Linked DNA regions of Homo sapiens: region 2 is linked to region 1. A link is a loop called in an ENCODE intact Hi-C map of the cell type or tissue named here. Cell type or tissue: MCF 10A. All regions are shown on one strand. Each heading gives the region's core, and the rest is flanking DNA. Links, peaks and the distances in the headings are about the cores only.

Region 1 (5,385 bases), core at 97-5,096:
ATACTTCTCTATTTCTTCAAATTGTTTACCATAAGTATGATTTACTTTTTGAACTAGAGATAAATCTACACACACACATACACACATTTTTTAAGTGCCTGAAAGAAAATACATCAGATATTAGCCCTGGGAATGCATTAGTGAGGGTTTTATAAGTGATGTTTATTCCTTCTTCGTTTTATAGGGCTTTTTCTTTTAAATTATTCATCAAATAATTATCTTCAGCTGGAGAAATATTGGCCTTTGCATAACAGAACATACATTGTGTGTGATTTATTTAGTAGGGACTTAAGGTAGAAGGAAAAGGATTTTATACGATAAAATCTTAAATATCAAAGCATTTGTCATTAAGGATATATCTTATGAATACTTTTCACACAAGTGATGGTCTTATCATGTTGTTATAGTATGTTAAAAGAAAAAAAAAAAGAAGGGCGGGGCGCACTGGCTCATGCCTGTAATCCTAACACTTTGGGAGGCTGAAGTGGAAGGATTGCTTGAGGCCTGGAGTTCCAAACCAGACCAACCTGGGCAACATGGCAATGCACTGTGTTTCTGAGTACCAGCATAAAATCTTGGACAACTCCTCTTAGAATATCAATAGATATAATTATATTAATTACCATATTATGTGAGAGAGATACATAGTATAATATTTTATTTACATATATGTAATATACCATATTTGAATGCAGGTACATGAAAGTATTTTCAAAGTATATGCTATTAAAATTTTTTCTTTTTTTTTTTTGAGACGAAGTTTCACTCTTGTTGCCTAGGCTGGAGTGCAATGGCACAATCTTGGCTCACTGCAACCTCTGCCTCCTGCGTTCAAGCGATTCTCCTGCCTCAGCCTCCCGAGTAGCTGGGATTACAGACACCTGCCACCAAGCCTGGCTAATTTTTGTATATTTAGTAGAGACGGGGTTTCACCATGTTGACCAGGCTGGTCTTGAACTTCTGACCTCAGGTGATCCACCTGCCTCGGCCTCCCAAAGTGCTGGGATTACAGGCGTGAGCCACTGCACCCAGCCCCACTATTAAAACTTTTAAAGTATTCTTTTTTTTTTTTTTCCTCTGGTGGAGATGGGGTTTTGCTATTTTCCCAGGCTGGTATCGAACTCCTGGGCTCAAATGATCCTTCCTCCTCAGCCTCCCAAAGTGCTGGGATTACAGGCGTGAGCCAGTAATCTTTCTTTTTTAGAATACTGTAACAAATGCCTTTTGTGTACACAGCTGAATTCTATTTTCTTCAGAGGTAAGAGCTCCCCAACCTTTCCTGTTCCTTTTCAGACAGCCTGAAGGGGACCTGTTGGCTCAACATCCAGGACAGCCGCTGTGAGGTGAATATTAATGGAGCCACTCTGAAATCTGAATGCTGTGCCACCCTCGGAGCCGCCTGGGGGAGCCCCTGTGAGCGGTGTGAACTAGGTAGGAGCCTTATTGGGAGCTTCTGGGCTTCTCCTTGGAAACTTCTCCTGCCACTAGGACACCTCTTTCACTACGCAGTTCCTTAGTGAAGAAGGTCAGAGATCATTTACTTTTGCTAAAATGTTATCTTTCCTGGCTAATGTTTTTTACCTCTTAAAATGTGTATTTGTTTTATCCTGGTACATAAGCAGGCCTTCTAAATATTTTAACATGGAAGGGAATCAGCTAGAATCTATCTGCTAGATGACTGTATCCTCTGGTATCCTTGTTTGCGTGGTGGCTGTTTTCCTCAAATCTTTTGTTTACTTTTATTTTTTTGAGACGGAGTCTCGCTCTGTCACCAGGCTGGAGTGCAGTGGCGTGACCTCAGCTCATTGCAACCTCCACCTCCCGGGTTCAAGCGATTCTCCTGCCTCAGCTTCCCGAGTAGCTGGGACTAGAGGTGCCCGCCACCATGCCCAGCTAATTTTTGTATTTTTAGTAGAGACGGGGTTTCACCATGTTGGTCAGATGGGTCTCCAACTCCTGACTTCAAGTAATCCACCCTCCCAAAGTGCTGGGATTACAGGCGTGAGCCACCGCGCCTGACCTGTTTACTTTTAACTCAGTTGTCAATGTGACAGCAAAAAGAAATTGTAGGAAAAATTATGAGAATCTCAATACAGGTCAATACCAATGGAGTTACCACAGAAAGTCATGTGCCCTACTGAATGAAGAGGGGACAATGATGTCCTTGGACCCTAAGACCCTGCCTTGCATTTTTTATTTAGTTCCATTTAGATTTCATTATACTTCTTCTTGAGCATACCATGGTTGTATTTTATTCTATAATGAAGTAAAATTTGTCCTGTTGTTGTTACAGATACAGCTTGCCCAAGAGGGCTTGCCAGGATTAAAGGTGTTACGTGTGAAGGTGAGTGTATCCTTCCTTGGAAGATACTATACATCTTTTGAGCAGTAAGTAAAATTAACATTCACTCTCAAACTTTGGAGATATTTATCATTTTCAAAAACCTTGACATTTCAATAAAAATACTCGATGTAATCAACAAATGCTTTAGCATAATTCTCTTAGGAAAGAGCTTAGAGTTTCCCGTTTCTCCTCTTTATGGAGTTGTGTAAATTTCATGAAGACATCGCTAGCCTTTAAGGCCCAGAACAGCTGGGAAAGGCACATGTCTGGGCCATGTTTTATGGACAGGCAAGGCTGTGGTAATTTTCACAGCTGGTACCTAGGAAAGCGGGTGGCTCGGTTGTGGAATATTTCTGTTTAACTCAAGTAATAATCCACATTGTATTGAATGTGGATTGAAAATGCTATACAGGAAGTAGGACCACACCTGCTTTTTCTATTTGTAACATCTTTGCTCCTCTGCTTGCTGCATTTCCCTGCAGATGTTAATGAGTGTGAGGTGTTCCCTGGCGTTTGTCCAAATGGACGCTGTGTCAACAGTAAGGGATCTTTTCATTGCGAGTGCCCTGAAGGCCTTACGTTGGATGGGACTGGCCGTGTATGTTTGGGTAAGATTCACACCCTCATGTATTCTATGTATAAAACAAGCCATGAATTTCCTTGTTTAAGCAGTGGCTAGTCCAAAACCACAAGAGTTTGTACTTGAGAAAACTTGCTTTAAATGAGATATTTAGGGGGAAATCACTAGAGGCTGTTTTAAAAGTGAATGTATTTATGCGAAATTGTTTCTGTTTCATGCCAAAAGTTGGGACTGCTCAAAAATCTATCTCAAAATCTTCCATTTCTTTAACCAGATAATTTAGACAGGTTCAGTCTTTCACACTGAGTTAATAGAGTAAGAATATGTTGAACACAGCAGGAAAGTTGGAGACTAGGATTTTAAAAGTTTACATTTGTCAGCTCATTGCAGCTACACCCTGAAGACAGTGGGGAAAGTCAAGAGCAAAGATATGTTGCTTCTGCTTGAAATCATTCACTGATCCTGGTCCTTCCTTTATTGCTATTAGAGTTTAAGTTTTCTTAATAGTTTATTTTTTAAAGATCTGTAGTGATGAATCTCTTTCTTTCAACAGCATATTATAGGAATAGTGATTTGACCTTTTTCTTTATTAGTGTCATGTTTGAACTTGAATTTCATGATTGAAAAAGAAATTTCTATTAATTTTCATTGTATGTAACAATAATTTTTCATTTACCTACAGAGATTTTTTTTCCCCCAATAAGCTATGGAACAGTAAATTTTTAGTTTATAAAAGAACTTTACATAGATTTGTATTTGAAATTTAGACATGTAGACAAAGCATAAATAATAGTGGTGGTGTATGCAATCACCTTTAAAGTATTTACATATCAGTGATTTTTAAAATTTACTGTAAGAAAAAAGTTTGCAATACCATACAGTTATTATAATTAAAACAGATTTCATTTTTAACTCAGTTTTTGATAGCACATTTAAATCTGGATTGGAAGCATGACTGTAAAATCATACAAAATTATTTAGAAAACATAATATCCAAAGTACAAAAATAAAGAAAATGTCTTTCAGATTTTTAAATATTTTAAAAATTATCTTTAAGTGATCTACAATGTTTAGAAATAAGTATCATTTGAAAATGACAAAATATTCCCCCAAAACTATCGAAATTTTAAAAAAAGAAAATGTCAAAAATAATAATATCAGTATGGCCAAATGACTAATGAAATCAAGTTACCTTCTATAATGAAATGCTATAATATATGAAGATATATCATTGATTGTAAATTATTACTCAGCAAAATAAATTTTCAATAACATTATTCAAAATTATGGCTGGGAGTGGTGGCTTACGCCTGTAATCCCAGCACTTTGGGAGGCTGAGACAGGTGGATCACCTGAGGTCAGGAGTTCAAGACCAGCCTGGGCAACATGGGGAACCCCCCCCTCCCCGTCTCTACTAAAAATATAAAAATTAGCTGGGCATGGTGATGCATGCCTGTAATCCCAGCTACTCGAGGGACTGAAGCAGGAGAATCGCTTGAACCTGGGAAGTGGAGATTGCAGTGAGCCGAGGTCGCACCACTATACCCTAGCCTTGGCAACAGAGTGAGGCTCTGTCTCAAAAAAAAAAAAGCATTTTTTAATATTCTAAGATGATATATTGGATTCTTCATCCTTGTACTTTGCTTAAATGCTTTTGTCACCACTTGAATTATGCTATATTAATTAATTCTGTCTGGGGATGTGAGAAAGTTTCAAGAAGCAACTGGCACATGAAAATGTAAAGTATTCTGAGAACTAAAGTTTTGGTAAATGCTCTGATAGAACCTCATCTGAATCAGGGATCCCAAACTCAGATGCTTGCAGGAGCCAAGCATGTAACATATAAATGAGTGACGCGACAACAGGGAGCAGTGGGGACTGCAGCAAACTTCAGAGAACATGGACCATCCAAAGGTTTCCAAATTCATATTTTAATTTCCATGCAAGGACAATCGCAGCATTGATAGGCCTTATGTGGCCAGTGTACTGACGTTTAATTCCTGATATAAATATAGAGTTCTCAGTAGTGTGCTGACTTTTAATTGCCGATATAAACATCCATAGAGGTCTCAGTATTAAAGACAGGATTGCTCTTCCTGGCTGTTATAACTTTTTACATGCATAGTTCAGATGCCTTTCCCCTCTCACCCTAGTTTATTCCAATAAGCTATGAAATGGTACATTTTTAGTTTGTCTTGAGCTTCTTGAGCAGGTTTCTTCAGTAACCTCACAGTATGACTCAGGCCAGAGTTCTTAGGCCACCTGTACTTATATAAGACTTTCACATCTTGAGAAGATTCTTACTTAGCTGCTGACATATGGGACGGAACCAGCTATAAGGAGACTAGCCCCTCAGAGCCCTGTGATAATGAGACGCTGGATTACTATCACACTTCACACTGGCAAAGCATGTGGCTTTTTGGTTTGTGTTAATGTAGATATATAAGACAGAATCACCTTC
Region 2 (5,385 bases), core at 259-5,258, 150 kb before region 1:
TGCTGTTTTTTCCTGGATGCTCAAAGAGTTTTTACTTTATAATTATTTTTTTTTTTTTGTTCTGTATAAGTTTTAGTGAAAAGCATGTGATCATTTGATTGGAATGATAGACTTCTTCCTTAATTTTGGAGAAACGTTCTATTGTTTCTTTGAGCTGTTTGTACCTTTTTCCTTCCATATTTCTGTAGATAGGATCCAATTGTTTTCTGGCATTGTGTGTGCTATGAAGAAGTCTGACTCTAGCCTGATCTTTCTTCTCCTAAGTCACTTGCTGTTTTTTCCTGGATACCCAAAGGGTTTTTACTTTATAATCATGTATATATTTTTTTCTGTACTAGTTTTAGTGAAAAGCATGTGATCATTTGATTTGGAATGATAGTCTTCTTCCTTAATTTTGGAGAAATGTTCTGTTGTGTCTTCGAGTCATTTTTCTCCATTTTTAGGTTCTCTACTTCAAGTATATTGATTTCTTTTTTTAGACTTTTGATCTTTTATCCACTCTTTACTTCTTTTGATCTTTATCAGTAATTCTTTTTAGCAGTGTCTGTTCTGTTGTTTTTGCCAATTAGTGTAATGGTTTTATAATCATATAAGATATCTTACTTTGTTTTTAGTTTATTTAGAAGTTTCTCTTTTATTTCACTGTTTTGTTTGATCATTTAGACTTTATTTAGCCCTTTTGTTACTGAATTCATTTCCTTATATATTTATTAACAAATAGCTTTGTAATACAAAGAAATCATGCATAATTTTCTTTTGTTTTCTCATTATTTTTTCCTACAATGCAGTATTCTTTTCTTAATCTGCTTTGTGTATTAGGAAAAAATTATAGTATGGTACATAGTTCCCGACCCATTTCTTTCTGTCTTCTGCTTCCTTGAAATGGGCTTTTGCATTAATTTGGTATAGATGAATTTTTCTTTTCTCCCTTTCAGAATTACCTAGGGATTGTTTTCCTTCCCTAGCTCCTGTTTGAGAGCCAGGTATTTCAAGTGCATTATGTTCTGAGCCCCTATGAGGAAAGGAAGAGCACAGCTGGGATTTGGGCAGCAGTGATGAAAGGATCTGAGCTCTGTACTTTCTCAGGTTATTCTTCACATATTTTGTGTCAGGATCACTCCCTCTTGTCATGGAAGTATTCTTTTTCAAAGAGGATATCCCTGAAATTTGAATGATTGCTCCCATTTCAGCTACAGGACCTGATGCACCATTGCTATCAGAAAATCTTGCTTGGTGTTAGTTTTCTGTATTTGTCTCATCATTCCTCAGCATTAGTCTGTCTTCCTTATTGTGATTGTAAGGGGCTTCACCCCAGCCTGCTGCTCCCTGAGAATCCTTTGTTCTTATGTTCTTTGTGCTTAATGCTGAGGATAACTAACCCTGTGTGATGATATAATTCTGTCTTCACTGTCCAGTTTTCTCCCATCTGGTAGAGATCACAATGACTGGGCCTTTCTGTTTTTTTATTTTTGTTTTTGTTTTTGTTTTTTCTTCGAATGCGATGTTATGTGGGTAGGTAGGGATTTTAGTCCTATAATTTTTAACTAATTTATCCATAAGCTAAAGACGAACTCAGCTCTTCAGAAGGAATAGTCAGATTTCGGCCGGGCGCGATGGCTCACGCCTGTAATCCCAGCACTTTAGGAGGCCGAGGCAGGCGGATCACGAGGTCAGGAGATCGAGACCATCCTGGCTAACATGGTGAAACTCCGTCTTTACTAAAAATACAAAAAATTAGCCGGGTGCGGTGGCAGGCGCCTGTAGTCCCAGCTACTCGAGAGAGGCTGAGGCGGGAGAATGGCGTGAACCCGGGAGGCGGAGCTTGCAGTGGGCCGAGATCGCGCCACAGCAGTCCGGCCTGGGTGGAAGAGCGAGACCCTGTCTGAAAAAAAAAAAAAAAAAAAAAAAAAAAAAAGAATTGTCAGAGTCTCATCATTTTCATTCCCTATATCATTTGAGGGAAGAGGGGTTATGACACTCTTCCGTTTCATTCCTTGTCTGTTGTTTTTCAAACATGTCAGGAATTTGGGCATATTTCTTCTTTAGCTGCTGACAGTAAAAGTGTTGTTAGTTTCATTTGACCTTTGTTGTTGTTGTTGTTGTTGTTGTTGTTGTTGATATTAGCTGTGGGAAAGGGAGACTCTGTGATATGGTTTTACTCTACTGTATTTTCCAGGAATTTTTTTTATCACATTTAAAAAGTTTTTGACCTGAAATCTATCTAAAGTCACACAGAAAGCCAGGAGGAGGGGCTTCCAATCGAAGATGATATAGTTTGTGATACTGCAGCTGACATTTAAGACTAATATTGTTGCACTTTATTAAGTGCATATTACTCAATCAAGAAACGTTAATTCTGTGGGTGCCTCATCTTCTGCGAATTAAAGACTGTGTTTCCCATGACCATACTTAATGTCGTGGTTTAATGCATGCAAACTTTTTGCATATGGGCAAAGCCTTATGTTTGTGAATGTCTTCATCTGATTTAGAAATAGCACACAAAGTACATTCCAAATCTTGAACAAGATGGTTTTCATCTTAAAAAAAAAAAGAATTAAGTTCTGAATGTCACAGTAGAGAGTTTAGTTAGAATTTAACAGATTACTGTGTTCTTGAGCGTGTCAATTTACAAGTAATTTCTTGTTTGAAAAATGAGGACATTGGGCTAGATCAGTGTTTACTCATCTTGCTTGGTCATAAGAATCACCAGAGTATTTTTGTCAACAGTATTGATTCCCACATCTGTTCCTTGGAGATTCAAATTCAGTACTCTGAATACAGTGATTTGCAACCATTGTTGCTTATTATCATCACCAGGGAGTTTTTAAAAATCTCGGCACTCAGGCTTCATCCCCTATCAATTACATAAGAATCTCTGGAGCCATAGGACCCATGGCCAAACATTAGCATTTTTTAAAGCCCGCGAAGTAATTGTGCTATAAGGTGAAGTTTGTGAAACATTGGTATAGCATGAGGCCCTTACAAAGTACCCCAGGGCATTTTTATAATTAGCTAGGCTTAAGAAATCATTTATTAAAATATCTCTAATATTTTATCCAATAATTCAATTTTCACATTGAATAGTGCCTAAAATGAAGCCACTCTGGGTATAATTTACTACTAGATTATTTTGAAAGATTTATAATGTCTTAAAATTCTGTTACCAGAATAGATTTTGCCTCTCTCTGATGAGGCAACGCTGGATTTGGAATAGTCAACTTTATGTTAAGGTTTTCTCCATCTCTCATACTTTTAAATCCCAATGTAAGAAGTACATACTCCCTGCAGGGGGCAAAATTGAGCCAAGAATGTTTATAATAGCTTCGAATCTTGGCTTGGTTACTATGTGGTAAACTAAGAAATAACCCAAATAAACTTTAAAAATAATATGTAGAATGACTTGTAAATGAATGGGAAGCTTTATCTAGTTTTTTAAAAAGGAAAATCCTACTCGTTTGAAGGAAATTAATGACAAATCTTGCTAAAACTAAATCTGTATCTTAATCAGTTATTACATTATAGATTTGTAGATTATAGTAAGATTGTAGAGATCATAGTGAAATATATAAAGGAATGTAACCCTGCACACTTTTTAAGTACTACTTATATAATACTTCTCTTTTTAGAATAATTACTGACATTCATAAGTATTCATTTCTTATTTCACAGTTATGTATTTTCTATTGTTTATGACTCTACAAAGCTATAAATAAGTATAGTTTATTTCCCTGCATTTGAGTGAAGCCAGAGGAACTTGAGCTCTCTCTTGTAAAAATATAAATAATTTGTGAAGGAGGTGGTGTCTGAAGAGTCGTTTGATAAAAAGACAGTTTGAGGGCTTGGTTGGTGCTAGGGAATACCAAGGTCCATTTTTTCAGGCACAGAGCACTTGAGGATAAAAACCTAGAGCTGAACTAGACAAGATCAAAGAACAGCTGAGCAGATAATGGAGAAGGAGTTGGAGGAGTGAGGAAGGTACTTTGGGAAATCCCAGTGGAAAGTGCTATATTCATTAATTATCCCGTGACTGGTGAGATGTTGGAGATTTTTGCTTCCATTGGCTGTTATGTATGAACAAGAAAATATATGAGATTTTGCATAAGCCCTAGCCAGACTCTTCAGTAACTTCCAGGTCCCTGTGGGGCCATGCAAGAATCACTTTGATGGTGTCAACCTTCAGAATGGTTTGGGTTTGAATGGTCATCTCTTTCTGGAGTCCCCAAAGGAAGCAAATGTGCTCTGCCCTCTGCATTCCCAGTAATGTGTCTGACACACTGGTCCAACTCTGGGCTCTGCCATGCCTCTCTCCTGCCTCCCTCTGATGTCTCACAGTCCTCCTCAGGACAGAGGGGTTGGGCTTCCTTTTGCTTTTGCTTTTCCTTTTCCTAGTTTCAGGTGGGTGTCAGAAAGGGATAAATTGGTTGAGGCATGAGGGGTTCTAAATTGGGAGTTATTTCACTAAGTATGTTCTGGCATATATAAAGAATTTGGTACATTGCATGATACAAATGGCTAATAATTTTTTTCTGTTACTTAACTAGAATTATGAAACAAACTCTCCTAATCATTCAGTTAAAACTGTTTGGAGATTTTGTGTTAATTATTTTAACTATCACGTTACCAGGAATATTGAAATATGGCTCCACCTCTTCCACTAGCTCAGAGACATCACTGTGAACTAGAAAAAACACCCCCTTTTAAAAACACTTTATTGCCAGAAATTTGTCATGATAAAACATAGAAGTCTAGATCGACTATACTTTGAATTACCTGTGCCTGGAGACTGCAGTATGCCTTTCCTTTTACGTGCTGGTTCTGGATGGTTCAGGCCACTTTCTTGAGTGTTACGATGACAACAAAGCAAATCCCTAAAATTACTTAACCACTTTGTACAAGTTTGAAGTGGACTTGTTGCCCCCACTATTTTGTTCCTCATCCATTTGGGATTAGATTTGTGATGATTATCAAACCAGATCCTAGAAATTCAGCTCATAGTTCAAAGTGGCCCAAGAAAGTGTAATCCACAAATCTCTGAGGATCTAGGATTTCTGGTGTGTACTCATCCATGGTACATCCACATGTGTCATTGTTAAGTTTTCCTAAGTCTGGTGTTTGGTATTCCAGGTGTTGACATGTCATCAGGCTGCCCTTCATTATAACTCAAAACAAGGAACCTATTTCTGTACCTCACTCCCATCTGTTGAAGACACTTAGGAAAGGATATCCTTCAGTCTTAAATCATTGTTCAATTTGTTCTTTTTCTATTTCTTTCTTTCATGGAATATCTTTTCATTTATATTTTTAAACATTTATTTCAACAATGTTTTATACATTTCAGAGTATAGTTTCGTACTTCTTTTGTCAAATTTATTTCTATTTTATTCT

What was found. Hi-C counts contacts between places; a loop is a spot of excess contacts. Peaks named below come from ENCODE experiments on the same cell type or tissue, not always from the same donor. Only the 100,000 strongest peaks of a DNase experiment are listed, where the experiment ranks them.
Region 2: a loop joins it to region 1, with 2.2 times the contacts of the local background. A loop is called at or near these places in 3 of 110 quality-filtered maps.

What each region holds. Positions count from the first base shown.
Region 1 is chr5:128,346,914-128,352,298 of GRCh38, reverse strand. It overlaps FBN2 (fibrillin 2), which reads left to right. Exons shown (of 65, transcript NM_001999.4): 21 at 1,294-1,431; 22 at 2,294-2,344; 23 at 2,827-2,952. Among named protein-coding and RNA genes, the nearest start is that of FBN2, 190 kb to the left of the region's middle. In MCF 10A, for the core only: no CTCF peak of the experiment used is centred there; a DNase peak (open chromatin) is centred at 2,878.
Region 2 is chr5:128,496,961-128,502,345 of GRCh38, reverse strand. All of the region lies in intron 5 of FBN2 (fibrillin 2), which reads left to right. Among named protein-coding and RNA genes, the nearest start is that of FBN2, 39 kb to the left of the region's middle. In MCF 10A, for the core only: a CTCF peak has its summit at 3,304 (motif pointing right); a DNase peak (open chromatin) is centred at 3,295.